Linked DNA regions of Homo sapiens: region 2 is linked to region 1. Evidence: chromatin loops called from intact Hi-C (ENCODE). Cell type or tissue: sigmoid colon. All regions are shown on one strand. Links, peaks and the distances in the headings refer to the core of each region. The heading gives the core; the rest is flanking DNA. Region 1 has its middle 88 kb from the start of OSBPL11. Region 2 has its middle 25 kb from the start of OSBPL11.

What was found. Peaks named below come from ENCODE experiments on the same cell type or tissue, not always from the same donor. Only the 100,000 strongest peaks of a DNase experiment are listed, where the experiment ranks them.
Region 2: it touches region 1 in a loop (14-fold over the local background); 2 of 110 quality-filtered maps call a loop at or near these places.

What each region holds. Positions count from the first base shown.
Region 1 is chr3:125,675,674-125,691,337 of GRCh38, reverse strand. It overlaps the pseudogene YTHDF3P1, the pseudogene LOC100419966 and the pseudogene MYLKP2. Among named protein-coding and RNA genes, the nearest start is that of OSBPL11, 88 kb to the right of the region's middle. In sigmoid colon, for the core only: a CTCF peak has its summit at 6,980 (motif pointing left); DNase peaks (open chromatin) are centred at 6,937, 7,707 and 8,549.
Region 2 is chr3:125,612,824-125,628,487 of GRCh38, reverse strand. No RefSeq gene overlaps it. Among named protein-coding and RNA genes, the nearest start is that of OSBPL11, 25 kb to the right of the region's middle. In sigmoid colon, for the core only: no CTCF peak of the experiment used is centred there; DNase peaks (open chromatin) are centred at 5,897 and 6,365.

The DNA of each region.
Region 1 (15,664 bases), core at 4,640-9,639:
GTGTACACCCCATCATATTATTCTTACTATTCTAGAGAAATGTTACTCTTAAAGTCACAGGTGTGTTCCTTCTGTGATATTCTTGAAAATATGTTAGCAAGATATTACTACTAATGTCACAATGCGTGTACACCTTGTGATATTATTAGCAATATTCAGGGTGTTGTTACTCCTAACGTTACAGGGGTGTACACCGTGTGATATTGTTCCCAATATTGTCGGTGGATGTTTCTCCTAATGTCACAGGGGGTGTCCCCTCTCGATATTATTTGTAATCTTATAGAGAGATGTTACTGTAAATATCACAGTGGGTGTACACACATGGGGTACCCCCACTGGGATATTATTTGTAATATCTTTGAGAGATATAACTCCTAATATCACAGTGGGTGTACCCCATGTGTGTACACCTTGTGATATTATTTGTAATATTCATGGTAAACATTACTTCTAGTAACCCACCAGAGAGTACACCCCGTGATATTTTTCATAATATCATAGGGAGATATTGCTGCTAATAACACAGTGGGTGTACACCATGTGTGTACATTCTTGTGATATGATAGCTTATATCCTAGGGAGATATTCCTTCTAATATCACAGTGAGTTTACACCCTGTGATATAATTCATAATATCCTAGAAAGATGTTGCTGCTAATATCACAGAGGGTGTGCCCCCAGTGACATTATTTGTAATATCCTAGGGAGATGTTACTCCTAATGTCACAGGGGGTGTACACCCTGTTATATTATTCATAATATTCTAGGGGGGTGTTACATTTAAAGTCACAGGGTTTTACACCCTGTGATGTTATCCGTAATATCCTAGGAAGAGGTTACTCCTACTATCACGGGTTATCCTAGGAAGAGGTTACTCCTCATATCACACTCCTAATATCACACCCTGTGATAACATTCAGAATCTCCAAAAGGGATGTTACTCTTAATGTCACATAGGGTGTACACCTTTTGATATTATTCGTAAGATCCCAGGGACATATTACTTCAACTATCACATTGGGTGTACACACATGTTGTACACATCATGTGTGAACACCTACTGTGATATTATTCATAATATCCTTGGGAAATGGTACTCCTAATATCACAGTGAGTGTACACACTGTGATATTATTAGTAATATCCTATGGGAATATTACTCCTAAACCAAAGGCCTGTGTACCCCCTATGATATTATTCATAATATTTTAGGGAGATGTTATTCCTAATGTAATATCACAGGGGTGTACACCCTGTGATATTATTCACAGTATATGAGAGGGATATTAGCACTGAAGTCACAATGTGTGTGCACCTTGTGATATTATTCATAACATCCTACGGGGATGTTACTCCTATTGTCACAGGGGTTGTGTTCACTATGATAGTATTTGCAGTCTCCTAGACGGATATTACACCTAATGTCACAGGGTGCGTACATCTTGATATATTATTCGTGATATCCTAAAGAGACATTACTCCTCATGTCACAGGGGCTGTATATACCCTGTGATATTATTCATAATATCCTAGCGAGATGTTACTTTTAATGTCACAGAGGGTGTGCACCTTTTGAAATTATTCATCACAGTTTCGTGGGATGTTACTCCTAATGTCACACGGAGTGCACACCGAAGGATACTACTTGTAATATTCTATAGAAATGTTACTCATAAATCACAGGTGTTCTACACCCTGTAATGTTATGGGTCATATTCTAGGGGAATGTGATATAAATTAATGTCACCCGGTGTGTACACCTTGTGATATTATTTGTAACATCCTAGCGGGATGTTACTACTAATGTCACAATATGTGTACACCCTCTTTCTTATATCCTCATGGGTTATTCCTCCTATGTCACATGGGGTGTACTCCCTGTGACATTATTCAGAATATCTTAGCGGGATTTTACTTTTAATGTCACAAATGGTGTACACATTGTGATATTACTCATGATGTTCTAGAAAGATGTACTCCTAATGTCACAGGGGGTGTACACCCTGTGATATTACACAGGCTAACCCCCTGGGGCATTATTCTTAGTACTTTAGCAGGATGATACTCCTAAAGTCACAGGAGGTGTATGCCCTGTGATATTATTCAGAATATTTCAGGGGGATATTACTCCTAAAGTCACAGGTGCGTATACCCTGTGATAGTATTCACACTAGCGGGATATTACTACTAATGTCACCGTGTGTGTACACCTTCTGATATTATTTGAAATATCCTGAGAGGATGTTACTCCTAGCATCACAGGGGTGTATACCCTGTGTTATTATTAGTACTATTCTAGGGGGATTTTACTTTTAAAATCACAGGGTGTGTCAACCCTGGGATCTTATTCATAATATCCTAGGAAGCTGTTACTCGCAATGTCACATGGGGTGTACACCCTGGGATATTATTTCAAATATCCTAACGGGATGTTATCTTAAGGTCATAGGGTGTGTACACCCCTTGATCTTATTAGTAATATCGTAGGAAGGAGTTACTCACAATGTCACAGAGGGTGTACACCCTGTGAAGTTATTCATAATAGTTTTGGGGTCCGCTACTCCTAATGTCACCCGTAGTGTACAAACAGTGATATTATTCCTAATATTTTATGGAAATGTTACTCCTAATATCACAGGGGCTGTACACCTTGTAATATTATTCATAATATCCTAAGGTAATGTTACCTCTAATGTCATGGGGGGTGTACACCGTATGACATGGCTCCCAATATTGTAGGGAGATGTTACTCCTAATATCACAGGGGGTATTCACACTGTGATAATATTCGTAATATCCTAAATGGATGTTACTGCTAATGTCACAACACTTGTGCAGCCTCTGTATTTGTTCCTTATATCCTTGGCTGAGGTTACTTCTACTGTCACACGGGGTGTACTCCCTGTGATATTATTCATAATATCCTAGGTGGATGTTACTCCTCGTGTCACAGGGGCTGTGCATCTTGTGATATTATTCACAATATCCTAGAAAGATGTTACTCCTCAGGTCACAGGGGATGTACACCCTGTGGTATTATTCATACTATCCTAGGGGAGTTACTCCAAATGTCACAGAAGGTGTATACTCTGTGATATTACTCGTAATGTGTCAGGGAAATGTACTCTTAACACCACAGGGCATGTGCACCATGTGTGCACAGCCCCTGTGATGTTGTTTGTAATATTCTTGAGGGATGTTAATCCTAACATTCCATATGATGTTAACCATGTGCGAACACCTTTGTGGTATTATTCCTAACATACTAGGAGGATGTAACTCTTAACATCACATGGGGTATACGCCATGTGTGTACACATTCTGTGATATTATTCATAACATTGTAGGGAGATGCTACTCCTAATTTTACAAGGTGCGTACATTATATGTGTACTCCCCCTCTGATGTTATTCGTAATATTCTAGGGGAATGTTGCTGCTAATGTCACAGGGACAGTACACCATGTGTATGCAACCCTGGTAATATTATTTCTAATATCTTGGGGGAATGTTGCTCCTAATGTCACCTGGAGTGTACACCATATGTGTACACCTTCTATGATATTATTCATAAATCACAGAAAAAGATTACGCCTAATGTAACAGGATGTGTACACCGTGTGCGTCAACTGCCATTGATATTATTCGTAATATACGAGGGGGATGTGACTTTTAATGTCACAAAGGGTGTACAAAATGTCACAGAGTGGGTATGCCTTATGATATTATTCCTGATATCCAGAAGGATGTTACTCCTAAGGTCACAGGGGGTGTACACCCTTTGATACTATTTGTAGTCTTATAGGGAGATATTACTGTAAATCTACAGTGGGTGTACATTCACTGTGATATTATTTGTAATATCTCAGAGATATTACAGAGTTATAGCTCTCTGTGTTATATTAGAGAGTTTTGTCTCTCTAAGACAATATGAATAATACCACAGTGCGTGTACCTCATGTGTGTACACCCTGTGATATTATTTGTAATATCCATAGTAAACATTACATCTAATATCACAGAGAGTGTACTCCCTTTGATATTTCTCATACTATCATAGGGAGATATTGCTTCTAATATCACAGTGGGTGTACACCATGCGTGTACATTCTGTGATATGATACCTTATATCCTAGGGAGATATCTCTCTGAATATCACAGCGTGTGTACACCTTGTGATATTATTCATATATCATAGAAGGATGTTACTCCCAATATGACAGAGGGTGTACACCCAGTGATATTCTTCATAATATCCTAGGGAGATGTTACTCCTAATGTCACTCGGGGTGTACACCCATGATATTATTCGTAATATTCTAGGGGGATGTTACTTTAAAAGTCACAGGGGGCGTACACCCTGTGATGTCATTCGTAACATCCTAAGAAGATGTTACCCTTAATGTCACATGGGGTGTACACCCTGTGATATTACTCAGAATATCTTATGGGGATGCTACTCCTAATGTCACAGGCTGTGTACACCCTGTGATATTATTCAGAATATCCACAGAGATGTTACTTTTGATGTCACAGACGGGGTCCACACTTTGATATTTTTTGTCATATCTTAGGGAGATATTACTTCAAATATCACAGTGGGTATATACCCACTGTGATGTTATTTGCAATACCCTATGGAAATATAACTTTTAATATCACAGTAGGTGTACACGCTATTTGTGTACACCTTCTTAGAGTTTAAAGGCTTGTGGACAGATGTTTTGAATAAACTAAGCTTCTTAATATATATAAAAAAGGCAAGTTAAAACTGGTATTTATTCTTCTTCAAAATATTTTTCTGTAGTCAATGTAAGTATTTAAGAAGTTGTCAGCGTTTTTAATCTTAAGGAAGTCGGTTGGGGTCCATACCTTATGTCAACTGCACAGATTGTATAGTGTCCAAAGTACCTGTGCATAACATGGGAAGACAAAGGAGGTGGCTCCAGGCTGCCCCGCAGAGTGCCTGGTATTAATCTGAAAACAAACTGTGCCTCTACTCATCGCCAAGCAAACGCTGACTTCACTGGTGCCTGTTGTCTTCATTAGAAGCTCTGCATCAAAACAAATACTCTAATAAATATGCTTGTTATATTTTATTATCTATTCTAGAGATCATCTTTTCATCTTTTTAACTTACCCACATTTTATGTCCTTTGATGCCTTTAACAGGCCCACCAGGGTTTCAGTTAAATAAACAAACTGTTAGGCTGAGAAACTATGTCAAATGGGCACAACTGGCAGGCTATTAATAAATCTAGACACTTAAGAATTTTAGCCTTGACAGAGATACTCCAGTGGGAAATAAACTTAAAATATTCTAGCCCAAAGAAGCCCCCAGCAATGACTCAGTCCAAATAGCGTGAAATATATAGTGTATTTCAGATCTTCCTGGGCTCTGCAGGAATTTGAATTAATCATCTTTTAGACTCATCCTGGGTCAGGAGGAAAGACATTCATTGCTTGGTTAACTATCTGGGAATTTTTTTTCCCTAGCCTGTGTTGGGGAAAGAAGGAATATTTGTTGAGGGACTCTTTTTTTTTTTTTTTTTTTTTTTGAGACAGCGTCTTGCTCTGTCATCCAGGCTGGAGTCCAGTGGTGTGATCACAGCTCACTGCAACTGCAGTCTCGACCTCACAGGCTCAAGCAATCCTCCTGCCTCAGCCTCCTGAGTAGCTAGGACTAGAGGAATGGGCCACCACACCTGGCTAATTTTTGTGTTTTTTGTCGAGACAGTGTGTCGCCATGTTGCCCAGGGTGGTCTTGAACTCCTGGACTCAAGCGACCCACCCGCTTTGGCCTCCCAAAGTGCTGGGATTACAGGCATGAGCCACTGCACCCAGCCATGTTGAGGGACTCTTGAAGTTAATTTGCAGATTTCCTGCACACCCTAATGGGCACTGAGCCCCCAGAAAAGCGAGGAATTCTAAGGAATGCCTCCCTGCACTGCAGGGGAGGTTCGGCAACCTCTGTGCTCTCATCCATTCAGGGAATGCATGCTCCCAAGGCAGGCCTGGCTCTACACACAGTACAATATGGTCCCTCCCTGCAGGGAGCTTACAGTCTGGAGAGGAAGATAATTAAGCAAGTAGAGTAAAAAGAGTGAATTTTCACGGAGTAAATTGTTTTCTCCTCACCTCCAGAGGCCTGGCATGGTGAGCCCCCGCATTCTGAACTCACTTTCTATCACACTGCCCCGTCTACTTTGCTGCAGCCACAGAGGCTGCCATCTTGCTGCTCCTCAAATGAGTCAACCTTGCTCCTGACTCAGGGCCTTGCACTTGCTGTGCTGCCTGCCTGGAGCTCTCTTTCCCCAGGCCATGGACACCTCTGAGGCTTCCTCACAGCACTAAAGATACACCCTCTCACCCTCCTCGATTCACACACCCCACTCACTGGCTTTTTCTCTTTATAATTATTCCTTTGTGACCTGCTCATGTTCTTAACAGCACGTGCCAGCATTTGAAATGAGGCCAGGTGCTGATTGCTGCTGGCATCCCCATCAGAATGTAAGCACCCTGCAGGCAGGGCCCTCAGCTGTCCTGTCTACTGCAATTTCCCCAGAACAATGCCTGGCACTGATCAGTATAGGCGCGCAGTAAAGACTTGTTGATAAGTAAGTGTAATACTAGAAGCACACGGTGTTCAGGGAACGCATTCTGGGGTGATTAGGGTAGGCTTCCCAGAGAAAGTGATATTTGTGGGAGTTTCCAGGATTTGGAGAAGAAGAGAGTCACTAAGGAGGGGAGGCAGAGAAAGCATGAAGGGCTGGCTGCAGAAATCGCATTTGAGGGCTGCACCAGCAATCTCGATGATCGCAAAATATCGGCAAAAGGCGAGAGGTGAGAAAGAGCCCCTGCATCTGGCCTTTGGCACAGTATCTGCTGAGCTCTCAGAATAAGCTTGCTTGCAGCAGAGCTGCCCCTCAACCACCCCTGAGAGAAGACAACTGGAGGGACACGCGTTGCTCCATGGCGCCACTTTGTGGCCAGAGCCCTTGGAAGCAGGCGCGTGTGTTCATCGCTTGTGTCTGGCTGGACATCTCCCTCCTCTGATTTTCTGATGGCCAAACAAACACACAATACTGTAGCAAAGTGGATCCTTTGGGAAAACCCCTCCTCAGTCTTGGCATTTGTAAGGATTGTATCTTGTTTAAAGGTGGGCTCTGCTGGACAATCATAATCACAGCACATACCTATGGAGGGTATGTGCTATCCTATGCTCTGGGGATACTTTGCACATTCATTCACTTAATCCTCACAGTACCGTGACTGTCAGCATCTCCATTTCACACAAGAGGAAGCTGAGGTCTGGAATGCTAAAATGCCAGGGTGCAGGGCTAGTAAGTGGCAGAGCAGGACTCACACCCAGGCCGCTGGCTCCACATCCATGCTCCCCACCATGGCCTGGTGCCACACTAAGGGCAAGAGAGGGCTGGACCTGGACAGCTAAGGGAGGGGTGAAGCAGCCATCAGTGCAGTAGGGAACAAACACCTCCACTGTGATCATCTCTCCCAGCCCAGGCTGTCCCCCAAGGACCCAGAGCCAACGGGGCTGCCAATCAAGTCAGAAAAACTCCACAGTGGAGGACAGTGCAGGGAGCAGCCCCGAGCCTCCCGAGTGTCTCAGGGCACCATGCCAGGGGGTGTCACTCTGCCAGGCTCACCCTGCTCCAATCCTGTGCCAAGAGAGCCCAAATGCTGCCGGGCCTGAGAGTGCAGCTGCGTTCTCAGCCTTGTTCACCATTTATGGTATCTGAGCCTGTCTGGTCTTTATAGCCCAGTACATCCCCCACACTGGGAGGGGGTTCTCTCATGCAGGCCTCTTCTCAGAACAAATCCAAACTTACTTGGCAGAGTTTTTGCCTGGGACCTCTCTGTGCCTTTTTTTTTTTTTTTTTTTTTTTGTGGATGGGTGGTGATCCTTCAGGCCCCAGCCCCCACAGGCCCAGGAGTCAGGAGAATGGCCCTAAAGAGTTCTTGATCTTTCGCCTGGGACTCCCACCTCCAGGGGACTCTTAGCTCAGCTGGGTCACTCTAATCCAATCTAAACACAGGCAAGCCAGGACAGACATTGGATTAGCCCTTGGCTGTGGCTGTGGAGGGAGAGTCTCAGAAAACAGAGGGCTGAGCCATGTGGCTCTACGTGTAGCATTCTGACTCTTGCTGCCCCTTACTCGACTCGGGTTGGCCATGCTGGCCTCCAAGAAGAGCCCCCAGGTGGAAGGTGAGTCCTGCTCCCTGACCCTCAGAGACAAGGTTCTCAGCAGTTCAGGTTTCCTCTGAAATCTCATTATCACAATTTCCTGAGCTCCCCACCTGGCTCCCAGGGAGTCATGAAGTTAGAACTATGAGGATAAATGAGTAAGTTTGTAAACCAGAATCTGGCTGCAAATTCCCAGAGGCCAGAGTTGGGCTCTGAGCCCAGTGTGATAGGTTTCCTGGAAGGAAGAGGTGGACCAGTTTCCCAATAACGACTCTATGCTGAGGCATCTCTTCAGTTAGAGCACCCAGAGAGCATGCTCACTCCTGGCAGAGAGCTTCACGGAGCCAGGCTCGGCCACATTCTCCATCAGTGCCAGTTCCTTCATCCCTAAGGGACTGACACTGCCCAGCCCACAGTGGCCAGTCTTCCCCTTTGGGCCAGGGGACGTGCCCTCTGAAAAAGGTCAGGGCATAGGAATGAGTGCAGACTTGAAAGTCACAGGCTGTGGGCTCCAGGGTCCAGATTTGCAGACTAGTGTGATGTGCTTAGGCAAGTTACATTCACTTCCTGAGACTTCCAGAGCCTTCCATCTGAAATCAGGACAGCATCCTTGTCCCCTAGGCTACTGAGGTCTCAGTGAGAGAATACGGGTGAGGTGAAAGTATTTAACACAGTAAGCCACAAATGTTTCTTCCCCTTTCCTTTTCTGCGAAACTTCCTCCTGCAGCCTCCCAGACAGTGGCTACTCATACAACACGGAGATGTTCCTGACAGGCCTGAGCCCCAGGGAATGGAGAGATGTATCCTCCTGCTTGTCTGATGGGAGACCAGTCACGCTGCACTCAGTGCTAGCACCAGAGGACCCAGTCATGCACAGGAGCCGGGGGCGTAGGCTCAGGGTGATGGTGGGATCAGGCTTACCTGAAAGCCCTGGACCCAAGAAGCACTTCCGTGGGAACTGTCACCAGGCCTGCTGATACCACAGCCCAGACAGATCTGTCTTGAGTCTGTGGCTCCCTGCAATTCCCAGGGACTAAGTGCTTGGCTGATGAATGGATGACCATGATAATCAGATTACTGGAGACCAGGCTGCTGATGTGTAAAAACAAGCCTGGGCCCGTGAGTAGAAAGGGGGCAGAAAGGGGACAACCTGTGACCCTCTGGAAGCCTCAGTGTGCACTCTGTGACCCAGGGTCCCCCAGCATGTAAGGGGTCACTGGGAGGCCACTGACTGCTCAGGGAATACGTGAGTGCTCTCCCAAGTCCTTTTGTAGTGTGCGAGGTTTTCTTCTGACCAGACCTGGAGCTTCTGGAGCTAAGGGAGCCCTATCTCTTTCCCCCATACCTTTCCATGGCCCCAGTGGAGAGAGGGGGTGAGGAAAAGGCCACCTCTGATGACACCCTTGTCGCTGTGAACTCCTGGAGGTCATCTCCCTCACTTCCTACCTGCAGGTGCAGCACTTTTTAAGGACCCTCTCCTCTGTCCCTAAGAGGTTGCAGCAGCCACTCCTCTGTCACGGCACCTGCCGCTGCCAGTGGTGTGGAGTAGTGCCATGTGCACCTCTGCTCCCTGGATTTTAGCTCATGATACCATTTTCTACAAATGTGCCCTTCTTCCAAAGCAGAAGTGTCTGCAGGAAAGGTGCTTCTACTCGGGTGACCAGAGGCTCCTACCACGGACGGTGACCCGGGCGCTACAGGACACCTGCCCCAAGGCATTCTCAGCCAGGCAGGTGTAGGTGCCATGGTCCTCCGGCAGGGCATCCTGGATGTGGAGCTCAGCCACGCCGGCCTCGCAGGTGGAGCGAGCATACTGGATGGGCTGCCCTGTGGAGGAAGCACAGGGAGGCTCAGGCCAGGCAGCACTGGCAGTAGGGATGGGAGCCCTGTCCTCAGCAGGGCTGCTGCTGTCATGACGCTGAGACTTGTCATGCTTGCTCAGATCCATTGAGGGCTAACAATGTGTCATGCACATCTCCAGCTGGGCTAGGTTTGATATCCACTTGGGGCCTGATGCCTACCTTGGGCACGATGTCCATCTAGTGCCTGGTGTCCACTTGGGACCTGGGTATTGACCTGGGGCCTAGGTGTCCACTTCAGGTCTGACGTCCTTTTATCACCCCGGGCCCTGATGTCCACCTCGGGACTGGGTATCCATCTGGGGCCTGATGTCCACCTTGTGTCAGATGTCAATCTGGAGCTTGATGTCTACCTGGGACCTTATGTCCACCTCAGGACTGGTATACACCTTGGGCCTGGTGTCCACCTGGGGTCTGACATACATCTGCAGACTAGGTATGAACATGGGGCCTTGTGTCTACCTGGAGCATGAGTGTCAACCGAGGGCTTGATGTTCACCTACAGTCCAGTGTCCTCCTTGGGCCTATGTCAAATTGAGGCTGGGTATTTACCTGGGGCATGGTTGTCTGCTTGAGGTCTAATGTTGACCACCTAGTTCATGGTGTCAGCCTGGGGCTGGTGTTCACCTGAAGCCTGATGTTCACCTGGGGCCTATTGTCCACCAGAGTCCTGGCATCTGCCTTGAGCCTGATGGCCCCTGGTGACAGGGTATCCACCTTGGGCCTGATGTCAAACTTGGGCGTAGGTATCCACTTAGGAATTAGTATTGACCTGGGGCCCGATATCTACCTAGGACCAGATGTTCAGATGGGGACTGGAGTTCTCTTGGGTCTGGTGTGTACCCGGGGCCTGGGCATCATCCTGGGGCTTGAGGTGCCTCTTGGGATGTCCACCTGGCGCCAAATGTCCACTTGGTGCCTGATGTCTACCTGGGGCTTGGTGTTCACCTGAGTCCTGATATTCACCTGGGGCCTGGGTGTCCATGTGGAACCTGATGTGTGGCTGGGGCCTGGGCTTCCTTCTGGGGCTGGGTATCAACCTGGGGCCTGATGTTCACCAGGTGCCTAGGTATCTACCTGAGGCCTGGGGCCCATCTAGGGCCGGACGTACACCTGGGGCCTAGGCATCCACCTGGGGCCTGATATTCTTCTGGGACTTGAAGTTCACCTGGGTCCTTGTGTCCAGCTACAGCCTGATGTCCACCTAGGGCCTGGTGTTCACTTGGGGCCTGATGTAACCCGGAACTTAGGTGTCCACCTAGGGCCTGGTTTCCACCTGGGGTCTGATATCCACCCAGAGTCTGGTGTTCACCTGGGGCCTTTTGTTCCCCTGAATCATGGGTGTTTACTTGGGGCCTGATGTCTACTGGAGTCCAGCATCTACCTGGGGCCTGATGTTCACCTGGAGCCTGGGTGTCCACCTGGATCCTGGTGTCAACTGGGGACCTGGGTATTTACCTGATACCCGAGTGTAAACCTGTGGCCCATGGACCAGGGGAATATGGAAATTCAGAGGATGGGGCATAGTGACAGGCATGCATGGCTCTGACCATGGATGGAGGGCTGTCACTCTGATTTGTCTGGCTACTTGTGTGGCTCCAAATCATCATTTACAGCATCTTTTTGATGAATCCAACCATTCTGTACTGAAACTTTATTTCTCTGCTTGTTAGGTCTCTAAACCACGCTAGTGGCTGACATTCTTCACTGCAACCCGAGAGCCACCACCTTCTCCCCAAGTGTCTCCCCATGGGTGCACAACAGGTGGCCCTTGCCGAGGGATTGTTCCTGCTGTCACTGCTGCTCACTGAGAAGCCAAAAGGAGGGAAGTCTAGAAGTAACAGAGAGCTCCACCAGCAGGTGGGGAAAGAGAGAAAGGACCTTCAGGACTATCCTTTAACAAGGTCCATGGGCATTATCCCTTGGGCTTTCCTGCAAGGTGTTGGAGATTGGCTGGCTTACAGAAAACACATGTGAAGATAAACTTATTTCCACGACCCTGGTCTTGACCATTAGGTTTTATCATGGTCAGCAGTTGTGGAGAGTGTCGGGTTTAGGGTCAGTGGGATGAAGACCAAACAGGGTATATGGCAAACAACCACAGAGGTGGACAAAGTTGTAACTAGGCAAAAGGAGATGAGGCACACTGGATTTCAAACAACTTATGCCAGGCCTGAAAATGGAAGCCAAAGCAGCAACCATATTAAATACATTTATGACACCAATTGAAGCAGATGTGGTGGCTATTTCAATGTTCACCGATAATTATTACATTTAGGAAAAATTTAGTGGAGATAGCTTTTCACAGAAAGAGTCCTCTGAAACTTTACCAAAAAGTATACAGAAGATAGAGTATTTATATAAAAGGGCCAGTTCTCATTGAAAGGCAAGCTCTGCCATGGAATGGGTTTTCTTTAATGGGTTTATAATGAGCTGCAGGCGGTCATCTAGAGCTATGTTGAATTATGAGGTTATTAATGGTATTGAGGGAAGAAGCAAGTAATCAGCAGTAGAGTTTAATAGCTCTTTAAAAATGCCCTTGACCTGGCACAGAGGCACATGCCTGTAATTCCACACTTCGGAAGGCCGAGGTGGGTGGATCACCTGAGGTCAGCAGTTCGAGACCAGCCTGGAGAACATGACAAAACCCCGTCTCTACTAAAATTACAAAAAAATTAGCTGGGCGTGGTGGCTGGCACCGGTAATCCCAGCTACTCAGGACGCTGGGGCAGGAGAATCCCTTGAACCTGGGAGACGGAGGTTGCAATGAGCCGAGATCGCACCATTGCACTCCAGCCTGGACAACAACAGTGAGACTCCAGCTCAAGAAAAAAAAAATGCCCTTGACCTCAATGAACTGTTTCAAATGTATCTTTTTTTTTAATTCTCTTTTTTTATTTTTAAAATTTTTTATTTTTAAGTTTTGTGGGTACACAGTAGGTATATAAATTTATGGGGGACATGAGATGTTTTGATACAGACATGCAATGTGGGATGTGTATATGTGTATGTATATGTGTATACACAGTTGGCCCTCCACATCCATGGTTTCTGTATCCATAGATTCAACTAACCTTGGGTTGAAACTATTTGGGAAAAAAGGATGGTTGTAACTGTGCTGAACATGTAAAGACTTTCTATTGTTATTATTTCCTAAACAATACAATATAACTGTAACTTACCATTTACATAGTATTATGTATTGTTGGCAATCTACAGATGATTTAAAGTTACAGGATGATGTGCATAGGTTATATCAAATACTACACCATTTGATATAAGGCAACCTCTACCTCCCGGGTTCAAGCAATTCTCCTGCCTCAGCCTCCCGCCATTCCCTATGCCCCGGTGTGGGTGAAGGCAACCGACGAGGGAGGAGGGTGACACCCGCTGGGGGCCGCGTTGCATAGGCCACCTGTGTGTGTGTGGGTGCCCTGCCACCCTGGCCTGGATGCCTGGCCCTTCGATTCTGAAATTAGCTGGGATTACAGGCATGCGCCACCATGCCCAGCTAATTTTTTGTATTTTTAGTAGAGATGGGGTTTCACCATGCTGGCCAGGCTGGTCTCAAACTCCTGACCTTGTGATCAGCCTGCCTGGGCCTCCCAAAGTGCTGAGATTACAGGCGTGAGCCACCGCGCCCAGCCAACCTCATCTTTCTTCTGTGGATAAATCCTTCTCACTCTCTTTCTAGCCTTTCTACCAAATAGAGCAAACTGATTCCTCTTTCCAGTTACTCCAAGTACTCTTGCCTTCATTTGCATGTTTTATTTTCATTATAATTACATTAGCATTAAAACAGGCATCTTATTTTCAGTACAACCAGAAATGGTGCATGCACTTTTTCTGTTACTGAGATGTCAACTCTATTTGTTTAAATTCTATGTTTTTGGCTCATTTCATTTCTGTGACTACAAAAATATAAACATTCAACAGTTTCTACCTTCTTGTTGTGCCTGTTTATCCTCATGGTTTTATTGATTCATACATGTTTTCCCGAACTCAACGACTTCTCAGATTCTATTTCTACTAAGAAATATGATACTGTGAACACCCTCAATACAAAGAGTCCCTCTTCTAATCAGTCCTGCACACTCAGCTTATCAAACACTTTGTGACTCACAGATAGATACACAATCTTGAAGACTCTACAGAGTTTGAAGACAGTGGATATCCTGAGCTTTATTCCCTGCTACCAGCATTATAAATGCTAGTGGGCCCCAGAGTGAATCCACAGAGGAGTACTGAAGAGTCCCCAAAAACCCATGATAGGGACTTTTAACCAATTTATCCTTTTTAAAGGGCTTTACTACCTAACAGATCTTCTTATCCAACGCATCTATAATTAACACTGCCCCCAAATTACTTTCCTATAAGGTTATGTATTTCCCATCAGTTATCTATTTTGTAAACCAACAACATTTATAGATGTTAAGCAAGTAATTGAAAACTCACGGCCAGGTGTGGTGGCTCACGCCTGTAATCCCAGCACTTTGGGAGGCCAAGGCAGGTGAATGACTTGAGGCCAGGAGTTCGAGACCAACCTGGCCAACATGGTGAAACCCCATCTCTACTAAAAATACAAAAAGTAGCCAGGCTTGGTAGCATACACCTGTAATCCCAGCTACTCAGGAGGCTGAGGCAGGAGAATCGCTTGAACTGTAGAGGCAGAGGTTGCAGTGAGCTGAGATCATGCCACTGCACTCTAGCCTGGGCAACAGAGTGAAACTCTGTCTCAAAAAAAAAAGAAAAGAAAAGAAAACTCACAATGCTTTAGATCAGGTTCTTTGCATTAAAAATTCAAAACATGAGCAGAAAATGATATATGTTTGTTCAAATAGAAGCAGTCATAAAATAATTAAATGTAAGTTATCATTGCATAATCTGCTCAAAGGGTACATCTGTCTAAGTTCTAATGACATTCAAAGTCCCAAATTTTAGGTTCCCCCACAGGTCCTTTACAATTTTCTTTGAAGATAGAATATTTTTTAAAAATTATTTTATGATAAAGACTAAAATTATGATATGAAAACATGTGGTATATATTATATTAAGGAAACAAGCTTGTTGCAGGCTTTGGATGCAAATTTACTCTGAGTCTCCCAGCAAGCAACAACAGAGGGTCGCAAACAGCAGTGTTTTATTTTAGGCTCAGCCATGGTGCAGCCTCCTTGAGGTAATGCTCTGAATGTTGACAGGCGGCATTACCTCTTTGGGTGGCTTAGAAACTGCCACAGGATGGCCATCATGCCACATTCCATGATGCCGAGGGTCCCAGCAGTGAGATGGCAGTGGCTAATCTCTGAGTCACTGAGCTCCTTCGGCCTGCTCTCTTGTCACCCTTGTTTCTATATTTCAACTGCTCAGAGCTGGATTTGCTTTATGATTTTGGTGATGTGTGAAGAAAATCAGTGTAGCAGATGGAAAGAATTCAAGCCATTTTTTTTAGCAAATGCCACATTTCTGCCAATTATGTATTTTGTTTCTTGTAGTAAAATCCCCAACATGTCATTTTTCAGCATGTCAGGTAAGCCTTATCACTTGCTTGTTTAAGTAATATCAGGTGTACTATTTCCTTGCAGAGGAGAAAGGCCTCCACA
Region 2 (15,664 bases), core at 3,556-8,555, 62 kb after region 1:
AATGTACCTTGTAATATTCCTCCCGACTCTTGGGATAATACATCCTCCCCGCCCTTGTGAATGTACTTTGTAACATCCTCCCCAACCTTGAGAATGTACTTTGTAACATCCATCCCCTGCCAGCAAAAAATTGCTCCTAACTCCACCACCCATCCCAAACCTATAAGAACCAATGATAATCCCACCACCTTTGCTGACTCCTTTCTCAGACTCAACCCACTTGCACCCAGTGAATAAACAGCCTTGTTGCTCACACTAAGCCTGCTCAGGTGGTCTCATACAAATGCCGTAATAGCCACATGTAGGAGAATGAAGCTGGATCCTCATCTCCCACCTTATACAAAAATCAATTCAAGATGGATTAAGGACTTAAATCTAAGACCTGAAACTATAAAAATTCTAGGAGATAACATTGGGAAAACTCTTCTAGACATTGGCTTAGGCAAGTATTTCATGATCAAGAACCCAAAAGCAAGTGCAATAAAAACAAAGATAAATATTTGGGACTTAAAGAGCTTTTGCATGGCAAAAGGAAGAGTCATCAGAGTAAACAGACAACCCACAGAGTGGGAGAAAATCTTCACGATCTATACATCTGACAAAGGAGTAATATCCAGAATCTACAACAAACTCAAATGAATCAGTAAGAAAAAAAAACAATCCGATCAAAAAGTGGGCTAAGTACATGAATAGACAGTTCTCAAAAGAAGATATACAAATGGCCAACAAATGTCAAAAAATGCTCAACATCACTAATGATCAGGGAAATGCAAATCAAAACCACAATGCGATACCATCTTACTTCTGCAAGACTGGTCATGACCAAAAAATCAAAAATCAGTAGATCTTGGCGTGGATGCAGTGATCTGTGTACACTTCCACACTGCTGGTGGGCGTATAAACTATTACAGCCACTATGGAAAACAGTGTGGAGATTCCTTAAAGAACTAAAAGTAGAACTACCATTTGATCCAGCAATGCCACTACTGGGTATCTACCCAGAGGAAAAGAAGTCATTATTCGAAAAAGATACTTGCACACACATGTTTATAGCAGCACAATTCACAATTGCAAAATCGTGGAACCAACCCAATTGCCCATCAATCAACGAACGGTTAAAGAAACTGCGAGATATGTGTGTGTGTGTGTGTGTGTGTGTGTGTGTATGTGTGTATACACACATACACACACACACACACACATATATATATATGATGGAATACTACTCAGCCATAAATGAATTAACAGCATTTGCAGTGACCTGGATGGGACTGGAGGCTATTATTCTAAGTGAAGTAACTCAGGAATGGAAAACCAAACATCATATGTTCTCACTGATAGGTGAGAGCTAAGCTATGAGGATGCAAAGGCATAAGAATGATACAATACCAGCCTGGCCAACATGGTGAAACCTTGTCTCTACTAAAAATACAAAAATTAGCCGGGCATAGTGGCAGGCTTCTATAGTCCCAGCTACTCAGAAGGCGGAGGAGGGAGAATGGTCTGAATCCAGGAGGCAGATGTTGCAGTGAGCCGAGATCACACTACTGTACTCCAACCTGGGCAAGAGAGTGAGACTCTGTCTCAAAAAAAAAAATGATACAATAGACTTTGGGGACTTGGAGGGAAGAACGGCAGGGGGATGAGGAATAAAACACAACAAATATGATGAAGTGTACACTGCTCGGGTGATGGGTGCACCAAAATCTCACAAATCACCACTAAAGAACTTACTCATGTAACCAAATATCATCTCTACCCCAATAACTTATGGAAAAATAAAAATAAATAAATAAATAAATAATAAAAATTTAAAAAAGAAGTTATCTGCTCCAGCCTCCTGCTTTCATCATCATCGAAAAGCATTCAGCCAGTCTCTCATGCTCCAGGTCTTAGGTTGAAAGAAGATGGTAACCGCAAGGTGGCTCCTTCTGGGGATGCATATTAGATTGTGTTTCAGTCCAAAAAACAACCCTCTCAAGGGCAAGGTCTCCAGAGCACATTCTGCCTGGCTATGCCTAAGTAAGTCAGCAAAGTTTGCATATAAAACCAAGTCAAAGGATCCTTTCACTCAGACTCTCTCGGAACAATAAACACTCCAGACTTCCACCACTCTCTAAATCAGGAAATAAAAATGAAACAGAATCAATGGTCTCAGACTGATTATGTTCCAGAGATAGGATGCTATTTCTAAATTCTCACCCATCAATCCTTTTTATTTTCCACCCTGTAGATATCCATTTGCCCTTGTAATTGGGAGTGCAGGAAGGGTAAGCAGGCATAGCAGAGGGAAAGAGAGCAGTCTGAATAAACTGGCTGTTGTTTCATTGTAATGACTTGAGTAAAATCAAATCAACATACTATATTAGTATCTTTCTGACTCTAAATTTGCCCTTGAAATACGGGTGGAATCCATAGAAAGTTTTAACATCTGGACACATGAGCCCCCTCAAGTCTCATTTAGGACTGGAGGTTTGTAAACCAAAGGTGGCTGCCGAAACCCAGAAGATAGAGGGTCCATCCTCAAGGGGCAAGACTCTGGACAGTTAGTTCAACTCATACTTCCTGCCTACCTTGGGCCAGGCACTGTGCTAAGAGCTGGGGAGATGGATGCCAGTAAGACGCTGTGCCTGCTTTATAACTATCCTCATTTTACGGATGAGAAAACTGAGGCATAGACAGGGTAAGTAACTAGCTAAAGATCACAAAATAGAAAGAGGGAGAGCCAGCCGGGTTCAGTGGCTCACACCTGTAATCCTAGCACTTTGGGAGGCCGAGGAGGGCGGATCACCTGAGGTCAGGAGTTCGAGACCAGCCTGGCCAACATGGCAAAACCGCGTCTCTACTAAAAATACAAAAATTAGCTGGCTTTGTTGGCAGGTGCCTGTAATCCCAGCTACTCAGGAGCTTGAGGCAGGAGAATTGCTTGAACCCGGGAGGCAGAGGTTGCAGTGAGCCAAGATCCTGCCACTTCACTCCAGCCTGGGTGACAGAGTGAGGCTCTAAAAAAAAAAGAAGAAGAAGAAGAAGAAAGAAAGAAAGAGGGAAAGCCAGAATTCAAAGCCAGGAAGTCTATTTTCAGAGCCCATCCTGGTAACCATGAAGCTACTGCTCAAAGCTTTTCTAGGTGCTAAGGCACACAGAACTGCTGGACTCAGAGACAGACCCCACTGACTAAGGCTTTGGGTCTGTCTAGAGTGTGTGTGTGTGTGTGTGTGTGTGTGTGTGTGTGTCTTGTTTTGTTTTGAACACATAGGGTCTCACTCTGTTGCCCAGGCTGGAATGCAGTGTCACAATCATAGCTCACTGCCACCTTGAACTCCTGGGTTTAAGGAATCCTCCTGCCTCAGCCTCCTGAGTAGCTAGAACTACTACAGGCATGTGCCACTGTGCCTGGTTAATTTTTTTGTATTTTATAAAGACTGGGTCTTGCTATGGTGCCCAGGCTGAGGTCTTGAACTTCTGGCCTCAAGCAATCCTCCTGCCTCAGCCTCACAAAGTACTGGGAGCCATCATGCTCCCAGGTGTGAACCATTATGCCTGGTCAGTTTATATTTTTGTCTTAAAAAAGGCAATGGTGGCCAGGCGCGGTGGCTCATGTCTGTAATCCCAGCACTTTGGGAGGCTGAGGTGGGCAGATCACCTGAGGTCAGGAGTTCGAGAACAGCCTGGCCAACATGGTGAAACCCTGTCTCTACTTAAAATACACAAATTAGCTGGGCATGGTGGTACGCACCTGTAGTCCCAGCTACTTGGGAGACTGAGCCAGGAGAATTGCTTGAACCCGGAGGTGGAGATCACGCCATTGCACTCCAGCCTGGGAGACAAGAGTGAGACTTTGTCTCAAAAAAAAAAAAAAAAAGGCAACGGTGGAAAGACCTACTGAGTTTGTGAATATAAAGGCTGACATCATATTTAAACTATTTGGCAAAGAATCTGACTCTTGAAAATGTCTTATCAGATACCAGAAATGGAGTTAGAGATCACTTGACTAAGTAGTTTAGATCTTTCTGACTAAACAATATACAGTGGGGAACATTATTAAAGTTCACAATCCATTTCATTTCTTTCTTTTTTTTTTATTTTTTTATTTTTGAGAGAGGCTGTCACTCTGTCACCCAGGCTGGAGTTCAGTGGCGCGATCCTAGCTCATTGCAGCCTTGACCTCCTGGGCTCAAGCAATCCTCCTGCCTCAGCTTCCTCTGCAGCTGGGACTACAGGCATGTGCCACCATGCCCGGCTAATTTTTGTTGTTGTTGTTGTTGTTGCTCAGGCTGGTCTAGAACCCCTGGGCTCAAGTGATCCTCCCACCTCAGCCTCCCGAAGTGTGAGGATTACAGGTGTGAGGCACTGTACCTGCCCCACTATCCATTTCTAAAGTGATTCTACAGAGATTGAGGCACAGGTTTAAAAATTTAAAAAGAAAAGAAGTCAAACTTATTAATGAGCCATAGTAAACAGGCTGACATTGGTAACCCTTTTAAAAGAGTGCCTGGTACCTCTTAAGCATTACGAAGTGTTTGTTAAATAAATAAAATACAGCTGGTCCTCTGTATCTGCATCTGAGATTCCACCAACTGCAGATTGAAAATATAGTATTTGAAAAAAAAACCCAAACGATAAAAAATAACAATACAACAATAACAAATGATACAGATTTTTAAAACAATACAGTATAACAACTATTTACATAGCATTTACATTGTATTGTATTAGATATGATGAGTAATCAAGAGATGATTTAAAGTAGATGGGAGGCCAGGCCAGGCACAGTGGTTCACACCTGTAATCCCAGGACTTTAGGAGGCCAAGGCAGGCAGATCATCTGAGGTCAGGAGTTCGAGACGAGCCTGGCCAACAGGGTGAAACCCCATCTCTACTAAAAATATCACCAGGGTGTGTTGGTGTGTGCCTGTAATCCTAGCTACTCAGAAGGCTGAGGCACAAGAATCGCTTGAACCTGGGAGGCGGAGGTTGCAGTGAGCTGAGATCACATCACTGCACTCCAGCCTGGGCAACAGAGTGAGACTCTGTCTCTAAATAAATAAATAACTCTATGGGAGGCCAGATATGCTCACGCCTATAATCGCAGCACTTTGGGAGTTTGAGGCGGGCAGATTGTCTGGGCTTAGGAGTTTGAGACCAGCCTGGGCAACATGGTGAAACCCTGTCACTACAAAAAAAAAAAAATTAGCCAGGCATGGTGGCATGCACCTATGGTCCCAGCTATTGGGGGGCTGAGATAGGAGGATCATTTGAGCCCTGGAGGTAGAGGCTACAGTGAGCCGAGATCATGCCACTGTACTCTAGTGTCTCTAATATATATATGTAAAATAAAGTATATTGGAGAGTTGGGCACTGTGGCATAGGCCTATAATTCCAGATACTTGGGAGGCTGAGGCAGGAGAATCGCTTAAGCTCAGGAGTTCAAGACCAGCCTGGGCAACATAGTGAGACCCTATCTCAAGAAAAAAATCTAATGAAATATATTGGAGGATGTGCATAGGATATATGCAAATACAACGCCATTTTATATCAGCGACTTGAGCAATCATGGATTTGGGTATCTGAGGGGGAGAGGAGTCCTGGAACCAAGCCCTCATGGATATTAAGGGAGAACTGTATAGACAACTAGCTGTGGGAGGAGACATGAAGACATGTCATTTGTAAGCTATAAAACACTATAAGAATGTCATTAGTATTCCTATTAGTTATTATTCAAAATGCCTGAGAGTGAACGGACTGGAAAGATGTCATGAGACAGAGAATCAAACTTCTGGTTCTGCTGCTCAAACATTATGTGCCCTTCTCCCCAGCACCCTTCCTGGAACAGCCCCTCACCCCAGCTGCCCGTCCAGCCAAGTAGGGAGCAGGGGAGGGCTGTGTCCCTGGCACCCAGAGTTGGAACACAAAGTACCCTCTCTGTCTCCCTTTCAGAATCAAGCTCGTGCAGTTACTGGGAGTAGCAACAGTACACCTCGTGCAGCAGATTGGCAACATTCTGGATTAGATGGACTTTCGTAGGCTGCCCTGAGAACCCGATGACCAGTGGTAACCTCATTTCTGTGGGAACTGGCATTGGGAGTTTCAAATGACTGGCTTTGTAAACACTCTTTAATACATAGGCTATTCCAGAAGTGGGGACTACTTGTAAAGAACCAAATAGAACTGCTAGAACTATGGCAGGTACTTCAGAAGAGAACACACAGCTGTAGCAGACCATTACTATAAACTGTGAGATATCACCCCACACAGAATCCCTTTTCACTTTTTTTTTTTTTTTTTTTGAGACAGAGTCTCACTGTGTCACCGAAGCTGGAGTGCAAGCGGTGTGTTCTTGGCTCACTGTAACCTCCACCTCCCGGGTTCAAGCAATTCTCCTGCCTCAGCCGGGTGCCACCACACCCAGCTAATTTTTGTATTTTTAGTAGAGATAAGGTTTCACCATGTTGGCCATGGTAGTCTCAATCTCCTGGCCTCAAGTGATCGGCCGGCCTCAGCCTCCCAAAGTGCTAAGATAACAGGTATGAGCCACCAGGCCCCACCTCTTTATTTCTTTTCTATAAATTTAAATTTTTATTTTATTTCATTATTTACTTCTTATTTGTTTAGATGGAGTCTTGCTCTGTCTTGCCCAGGCTGGAGGGCAGTGGAACGATCTCGGCTCACTGCAGCCTCCACCTCCCAGGTTCAAGCAATTCTCTTGTCTCAGCCTCTGCAGTAGCTGGGACTACAGGCTCCCACCACCACACCCAGCTCATTTTGTATTTTTAGTAGAGATGGGGTTTCACCATGTTGGCCAGGCTGGACTCAAACTCCTGACCTCAAGTGATCCACCTGCCTTGGCCTCCCAAAATGCTGGAATTATAGGCATGAGCCACAGCGCCCGGCCCTTTTTTCTTGCTTTTACTGCTTAGGAGAGAGTCATAGTTGAGTATTGATATGTCTCTAGGATCAAGTCAAGGAGAAAATGAAAGTGATTCATCAAGAATATGTGAAAGACAAAACTCCATGATGCCATGGAGGAATTATCTGCCACAGATGCTAAAAAGCAATATAAAGGCCGGGTGCGGTGGCTCACGCCTTTAATCCCGGCACTTTGGGAAGCCAAGGCAGGTGGATCACTTGAAGTCAGGAGTTTGAGACCAGCCTGGCCAACATGTTGAAACTCCATCTCTACTAAAAATACAAAAATTAGCCAGGCATGGTGGCAGGTGCCTGTAATCCCAGAAACTTGGGAGGCTGAGATGGAGAATCACTTAAGCTCAGAAGGCAGAGTTTGCAGTGAACCAAGATCGTGCCACTGCACTCCAGCCTGGGCAACAGAGTGAGACTCTGCCTAAAGAAAAAAAAAAAAGGCAACATAAAGCCACTAAGGAAAAGTGCAACTGAACAAGGAGGAAATGTTCATAGGAAGCATGAGTTCCAGAGGAAAGCAGAAACCTGCAGGCAAATGGGAACCCTTTGTGCAGACAGCTTTTAAGCAACTTTCCAGTATGCCATCAATAGCAGGGCTTCAATGCATTCTATCTAGAAATATTCACACCAGGTTTCTTTACCTGAAACAAGGTGAGAAAGTAACTAACATCAGAAATTAATCCATGTTCATTCCCTATAACTGCAGCAGGTAAGTAGTATTATCCACATTTAATAGATAGGAGAACTGAGTCTTTGGGATGATATATAGTTAGCCCAAGGTCATGCAACTATTAGATGGTGAAGCCATTTTAGGATCATCTGACTCTAGACCAGTGGTGTCCGATCTTTTGGCTTTCCTGGGCCACACTGGAAGAATTGTCTCAGGCCACACAAAATACACTAACACTCCTGATAGCTGATGAGCTTTAAAAAAAAAAAATCACAAAAAAACTCAATGTTTTAAGAAAGTTTATGAATTTGTGTTGGGCCACATTCAAAACCATCCTAGGCTGCATGTGGCCCGTGGGCCACAGGTTGGACAAACCTGCTCTAGTCCATGGTCTTTTTTTTTTTTTTTTTTTTTTGAGATGGAAGTCTCACTCTGTCACCCAGGCTGGAGTGCAGTGGCATGATCTCGGCTCGCCGCAACCTCCATCTCCCAGTTCAAGCAATTCTCCTGCCTCAGCCTCCTGAGTAGCTGGGATTACAGGTGTGCACCACTATGTCCAGCTAATTTTTGTGTTTTTAGTAGAGACATGGTTTTGCCATATTGGCCAGGCTGGTCTCGAACTCCTGACCTCAGGTGATCCACCCACCTCGGCCTCCCAAAGTGCTGGGATTACAGGCGTGAGCCACCGCACCCAGCCAGTCCCTGGTTTTTCAATCACACCTTGTTGTCTCCACCACATAGCCATATGAAAGAGCCACACTACTGAACTTCCAAAAGGTAGAAAGGTAGATAAGAAGAGAACATTTGGTTCTCATATATTTAGGAGGAACATTCAGTTCACCTTGGAATGATATCTTTATCTACCTGACAATTGATGGGTTTTTTGTTTTGTTTTGTTTTTTGTTTTTGTTTTTGTTTTGAGACAGAGTCTCTGTCACCCAGGCTGGAGTGCAGCGGCACAATCTTGGCCAACTGCAACCTCCACCTCCCAGGTGCAAGTAATTCTTGTGCCTCAGCCTCCCAAGTAGCTTGAACTACAGGCATGCACCACCATGGCCAGCTATTATTTTTGTATTTTTTGTAGAGACAGGGTTTTGCCATGTTGGCCAGGCTGGTCTCAAAGCCCTGGCCTCAAGTGACCCACCCGCCTCAGCCTCCCAAAGTACTGGGATTACAGGTGTGAGCCACTGTGCCCATCCCAACTGATGGATATTTTATCTGGCAGATGCTGGTCTTTATGGTTCACTTATTCACAGAAGAATCATTCATTTATTCAACATATGTTTATCATACCATGAATTTTTTAGGCACTGATGATAGGAGGACAAGAAATAGTGCAATGCTCCATAACTCTGACATATGTTTTATACATATTCTTTTCTATGTATCAACTGTTATAGAAAAAAGAAGCCTACCTGCCCCATGGGGCTTACTTTCCAGTGGGGCGGTAGAGGACTAATTGTAAGTGCACTTCAGGTACTGTACTAGCAGTATTGAGGGGCACAGAAGGGTCAGTGCTTTGCAGCTTAAGCAATCACTTCTGAGGCAAATTCACATACATTTGCAGATAAAGCATCTGTATTAGTCAAGGTTCTCCAGACGGACAGAACTAATAGGATATATGCATATATGAAAAGTAGTTTATTAGGGAGAATTGGCTCACACGATTACAAGGCGAAGGGCACAATAGGACATCTGCAGTCTGGGGGAGAAGCCGGTAAGTGGCTCAGTCTGAGTCCAAAAGCCTCAAAATGAGGGAAGCCAACAGTGCAGCCTTCAGCCTGTGGCTGAAGGCCCGAGAGCCCCTTACAAGCCACTGGTGCAAGTCCCAGAGTCCAAAGTCCAAAGAACCTGGAGTCTGATGTCCAAGGGCAGGAGGAGTGGAGGCAAACATCCAGCATGGGAGAAAGGAGGCAGCCAGAAGACTCAGCAGACAAAGCTTATCCCACCTTCTTCACCTGCTTCATTCTAGCCACACTGGCAGCAGATTGTATGGTGCCCATCGACACTGAGGGTGGGTCTCCCTCTCCCAGTCCACCGACACAAATGTCAATCTCCTCTGGCAACACCCTCACAGACAACCCAGAAACAATACTTTACCAGCCATCTAGGATCCTTCAATCTACTCAAGTTGACACCTAATATTAACCAACACAAGCCCACCGCTTGTCAACTTGGCATTCACACACATCTCCTGAAATCATACTTAATCTACAAATAAATACAATAAGGTCATAATTACGCCTAACATAATGCAACTATCCTTCGTACAGCCGGAAGCGCACCCGTCCTTAACCTAAATATTATTACATAAAGTAGCAACACTTAAATGCTGATATAAAGTCAACAAATCTTACGTTACATGACAAAGGAAAAAGAAAGGAAATAAAACAGATTTTCTTAGTAAAGGTGTGTACATGCACAAACATATTCTTAACAAAATAAGGAGGAAATATTCATGACAATTACAGTCATTTTTTCTGCAACCAGTCACGTGATCATAGTTGGTCTTGATAACTACCTTCTTCTAATATCCATTCTGTATTCCCTTTGCCTTCAACAAGCCCCTCGGCTGGTCATGTTTTTTCGCCTGGTGGACCCAAACCTTCATTCCTGACGGGTCAGCCATTTGTAGTCCTGCCTGGATTGGGTTGTTGTACTTTCCCGTTGACCTTAATCACAGGGCATGGTAATACTAAGAGACACCCTAAGGGATCTCCTGTATTCCACGCATACTCTTCCTTACCTCCATTGTGGGGTAGTAGTCTGATTTCATCCTGATAGTCAGTCACCCCAGCCAACACTGTAACTCCTTTCTTAGCCTGTTGACTTAGAGGAAGGAGGAGCCAAAAGTGTTCAGGTGGCAATCTTAACTTCCAGTTTGATGGAATCATTGTTGTGTCTCTTGGTGGCAGCATTCCTCCCTCTGGAACTAAGACCTCTAGGTCAGCAGAACAAAATGTCATGGGAACAGAAAGCAAAAATTTTGCTAGCAGGTCACTAGGGGTGATGGTGAGTGGTGCCACTTTCACTTCCACCCCTTGATTCCTGGACCTGTGAATACTGGCTATGGGAGAAATAGTACCATATTTATATTGGATGCTGATTCAGAGCATACACAGCCTTCTGGAGAACTTTGCCCCAGTCCTGCAAAGTATTATCACCTAGTCGGTGTTGTAATTGTGACTTCAAAAGGCCATTCCACTGTTCTATCAATCCAGCTGCTTCAGGATGTTGGGGAACACGGTAAGACCAGTGAATTCCACGAGCATGAGCCCACTGCCGCACTTCTTTAGCCATTAAGTTAGTGCCTTGGTCAGAGGCAATGCTGTACTGGAATACCATGATGGTGGATAAGGCATTCCATGAGTCCACGGATGGCAGTCTTGGCAGAAGCATTGCATGCAGGATAGGCAAACCCATATCCAGAGTAAGTATCTATTGCAGTGAAGACAAACCTCTGCTGTCCTTTCCATGATGGAAGAGGTCCAATATAATCTACCTGCCACCAGGTAGCTGGCTGATCACCCCGAGGAAGGGTGCCATATCAAGGGCTCGGTGTTGGTCTCTGCTGCTGGCAAACTGGGCACTTGGCAGTGGTCGTAGCCAGGTCAGCCTTGGTAAGCGGAAGTCCTTGTTGCTGAGCCCATGAATAACCTCCATCCCTGCTACCATGGCCACTTTGTTCATGGGCCCATTGGGCGATGACAGGGATGGCTAGGGAAAGAGGCTGAGTGGTGTCCACAGAACGGGCCATCCTATCCACTTGGTTATTAAACTCCTCCTCTGCTGAGGAGCACTCACATGGGATACAAGTATCCTCAGTTTTTGACCACTCAGACAGGTTCATCCACATACCTCTTCCCCACATTTCTTTGTTACCATTTTCCAATCGTGCTTCTTCCAAGTCCCTGACCATCCAGCCAAACCACTGGTTACAGCCCATGAATCTGTATATAATCGCACATCTGGCCATTTCTTCTTCCATGCAAAGTGCACAACCAGGTGCACTGCTCGAAGTTCTGTCCACTGAGATGATTTCCCCTCACCATTGTCCTTCAGGGATGTTCTAGAAAGGGGCTGCAGTGCTGCAGCTGTCCACTTTCAGGTGGTGCCTGCATATTGTGCCCTAGTCTTCTCTTCCTCTGTCAACTGATCATAGGGAACACCCCATGAGGCCATCAGTGCAGACTGGGTAAGAGAAGGCAGGGTGGCAGAAGTGGGGACCATGGGCATTTAGGCCACTTCCTCATGTAATGTGTTTGTGCCTTCAGGACCTGCTCGAGCCCAGTCATGTATATACCACTTCTATTTGATGATGGAGTGCTGCTGTACATGCCCAACTTTATGGCTAGATGGGTCAGAAAAGACCCAGTTCATCATAGGCAGTTCAGGTCACATGGTAACTTGGTGACCCACAATCAAACGTTTGGTTTTTACCAAGGCACAGTAACAGGCCAAGAGCTGTCTCTCAAAAAGAGAGTAGTTATCTGCAGAAGATGGTAGGGCCTTGCTCCAAAGTCCTGGAGGTCTCCACTATGATTCACCTATGGGGGCCTGCCAAAGGCTCCAAACAGTATCCCTATCTGCCACAGACACCTCAAGCATCATTGGATCTGCTGGGTCATATGGCCCAAGTGCAAAAACGTAAATGGGCCGGAGTAACACACCTGAATGAGGAATGTGCTGCCTCCAAAATCCAAATAGGCCCACTAGTTGTTGTACCCCTTTCTTGGCTGTAGGAGGGGCCAAATGCAACAACTTACCCCTTACCTTAGAAGGAAATTCTCTACAGGCCCACACCACTGATCCCTAGAAATTTCCCTGAGGTAGAAGGTCCCTGAATTTTAGTTGATTTATTTTTTCTTTCTTTCTTTCTTTCTTTCTTTCTTTCTTTCTTTCTTTCTTTCTTTCTTTCTTTTCTTTCTTTCTTTCTTTCTTTCCTTCTTTCCTTCTTTCTTTCTTTTCTCTTTCCTTCCTTCCTTCCTTCTTTCTTTTCTTTCTTTCTTTCTCTCTCTCTCTCTCCCCCGCACCGTTCCTTGCTTGCTTCCATGGAGTTTCACTCTTGTTGCCCAGGCTGGAGTGCAATGGCAATATCTCGGCTCACTGCAACCTTCGTCTCCCAGGTTCAGGCAATTCTCCTGCCTCAGCCTCCCAAGTAGCTGGGATTACAGGCATGTGCCACCACACCTAGCTAATTTTGTATTTTTTTTAGTAGAGACAGGGTTTCACCATGCTGGTCAGGCTGGCCTTGAACTCCTGACCTCAAGTGATCCACCCCCCTCAGCCTCCCAAAATGCTGGAATTACAGGTGTGAGCCACCACACCCAGCCTTAGTTGATTTATTTCCCATCCCCTGGCATGCACATGTCTCACTAATAAGTCCAGAGTGGTTGCTCCTTCTCACTCCCTGGGCCCGGAGCTTTGGTGCAGGTCCCAGAATTCAAAGTCCAAAGAACCTGGAGTCTGACATCCAAGGGCAGGAGGAACAGAAGGAAACATCCAGCATGGGATAAAGATGAAAGCCAGCAGATTTAGCAAGCCAGCTTATCCCATCTTCTTCTGCCTGCTTTGTTCTAGCCACACTGGCAGCCGATTGGATGGTGCCCACCACATTGAGAGTGGGTCTGCCTCTCCCAGTCCACTGACTCAAATGTCAAACTCCTCTGGTAACATCCTCACAGACACACCCAGAAACAATACCTTACCAGCTACCTGGGCATCGTTCAAGCCAATCAAGTTGACACCTAATATTAACCATCACAGCATCCTAGAGGAATTCATTTTCACTATGTTTGAAATATTTTCATATTTCAAAATTGCTTGTGCAGGATCTGGATTTTAAGCAAACTTTTTTTTTTTAATTTTTTTGAGAAAGAGTCTCGCTTTGTTTTCCAGGCTAGAGTGCAGCGGCACGATCTTGACTCACTGAAACCTCTGCCTCCCAGGTTCAAGTGATTCTCCTGGCTTGCTGGAGTATCTGAGACTGAGTAGCTGGGACTACAGGCATATGCCACCACGCCCAGCTAATTTTTCTATTTTTAGTAGAAACAGTTTTTCACCATGTTGCCTAGTCTGGTCTCAAACTCCTGACCTCAAGTGATCCACCTGCTTTGGCCTCCCAAAGTGCTAGGATTACAGGCGTGAGCCATTACACCTGGCCAAATAAATATTTTTTAAAAATTGCTTTGGCAACGGGTTCATACAGTAGAGACTTGTGCCAGCCTGAGGCAAAACCTAATGAGAAGAGTGAGGTGGACAGATTACAGGGTCAAAGTGATATGTGTCTAATCCTCCAAAGACAGGATATCCCAGTGAAGTTCCCAAGGCAAAAGACTTCAAGGGCTGAGGACTACAGATGGGCTTTATTACTGTGAGCAGGCCAGATCATCTTTAGAAGGGTTGGGCCTTAGATGGAGCATTTTGTTTTTTGTTTTTTTGTGCAGTTTTTTTGAGTCATGGTCTTGCTCTGTCACCCAGGCAGTGGCACCATCATAGCTCACTGCAGCCTTGACCTCCTGGGCTCAAAAAATCCTCCCACCTCAGCCTCCCCAGTAGCTGGGAGTACAGGTACGTGCCACCACACTCAGTCTCACCATACTCACTACACTCAAAATATTTTTTTGGTAGAGATGGGGGTCTTACTATATTGCCCTGGCTGATCTCAAACTCTTGGCCTTAAGCAATCCTCCCACCTTAGCCTCCCAAAGAACAAGGATTACAGGCATGAGCCACCATGCCTGGCCGAGACTGAACATTTTGTATGGGACCTCTCTTCCACCAGTCCAACTTTTTTGCGTGTGGAAGAGATGGGATCTCATCATGTTGTCCAGGCTGGTTTTGAACTTCTGGGCTCAGGCAATCCTGCCTCAGCCTAGCAAAGTGCTGGTGTTACAGGCGTGAGCCGCCGTGCCTGGCAGCCCAATATTTTTTGTGTGTGAATATGATTTAAATGATTAAGTACAGGCTAGAGCAAACAGAAGGAACTCGTAGATATAATCATTAGAAGGGTCGTACAGCTATTCGTTTTTCATTTAGCATAATGAAATACTTTATTCATTCAGCATTTAATTACTAGTAGGGTTTGTGCTTCAGTGGAGAATACAGACATCAAAACACCTCTTAGCTTCAAGAGCACACATTCTAGTGGAGAAGACAAAGTTGACAAGGCATGAACACAGACAGCTTTGTGCAGAGTGTGCCAAGAGCCCAGAGGGGCTGTTGGAACATATTAGGGTGGACTTAGCTTTTCTGAGGGTGGAGAGGGACAGTAATGCTTGAGTTTGAGTTTGATTTTGGAGAAGGAAGGTACTGAAAGCAGACAGCAGAGCACATGCAAAGCCAGGTAGTTGTGAAAGAAGCCACTTGGTTCAGAGGTTAGAGTGATGCAGAGTTGAAATGTATAGTTGGAAAGTAGAGTATGGGCATGATAGATGAGGCTGCAGAAGGGAGCAGGAACAGCTCGTGAAGGGCTGCCACACGTGCACTGAGGCACTTGGAATGTGGTGAATAAACAGTGAGAAATAAACCATAAAAAAGCTTTAGGGCTGGGCATGGTGGCTCATGCCTGTAAGCTCAGCATTTTGGGAGGCCGTGCTGGGAGGATCACTTGAGCTCAGGCGTTTGAGACCAGCCTGGGCAATATGGCAAAACCTCACCTCTACAAAAGATACAAAACTTAGCCAGGTGTGGTGGTGCGTGTCCCACAGCTACTCTGGAGGCTGAGGTGGGAGGATCATCTAAGCCTGGGAGGTCGAGGCTGCAGTGAGCCATAATAGTGCCACTGCACTCCAGCCTGGGTGACAGAGCAAGACTTCGGCACACACACACAAAAAATCCGTTAGGCCTAGAAATGCCATAATCATATTTGTATTTTAATAGATCACCAAGAATGCAGTGAGAATGATTATAAAGGGCAAGAACAATGAAGAGGGACTACTAAGAAGGCCGGAGCCATCACTTGGCATAAGTCATATGAACGCATTTCCATTATGAACAATTTAAATAGTTGAGAAGCTATTCCAGAAGGAACACATTAGCCTATGAATGGATATTTAGATTGTTTCCAATTTTCTT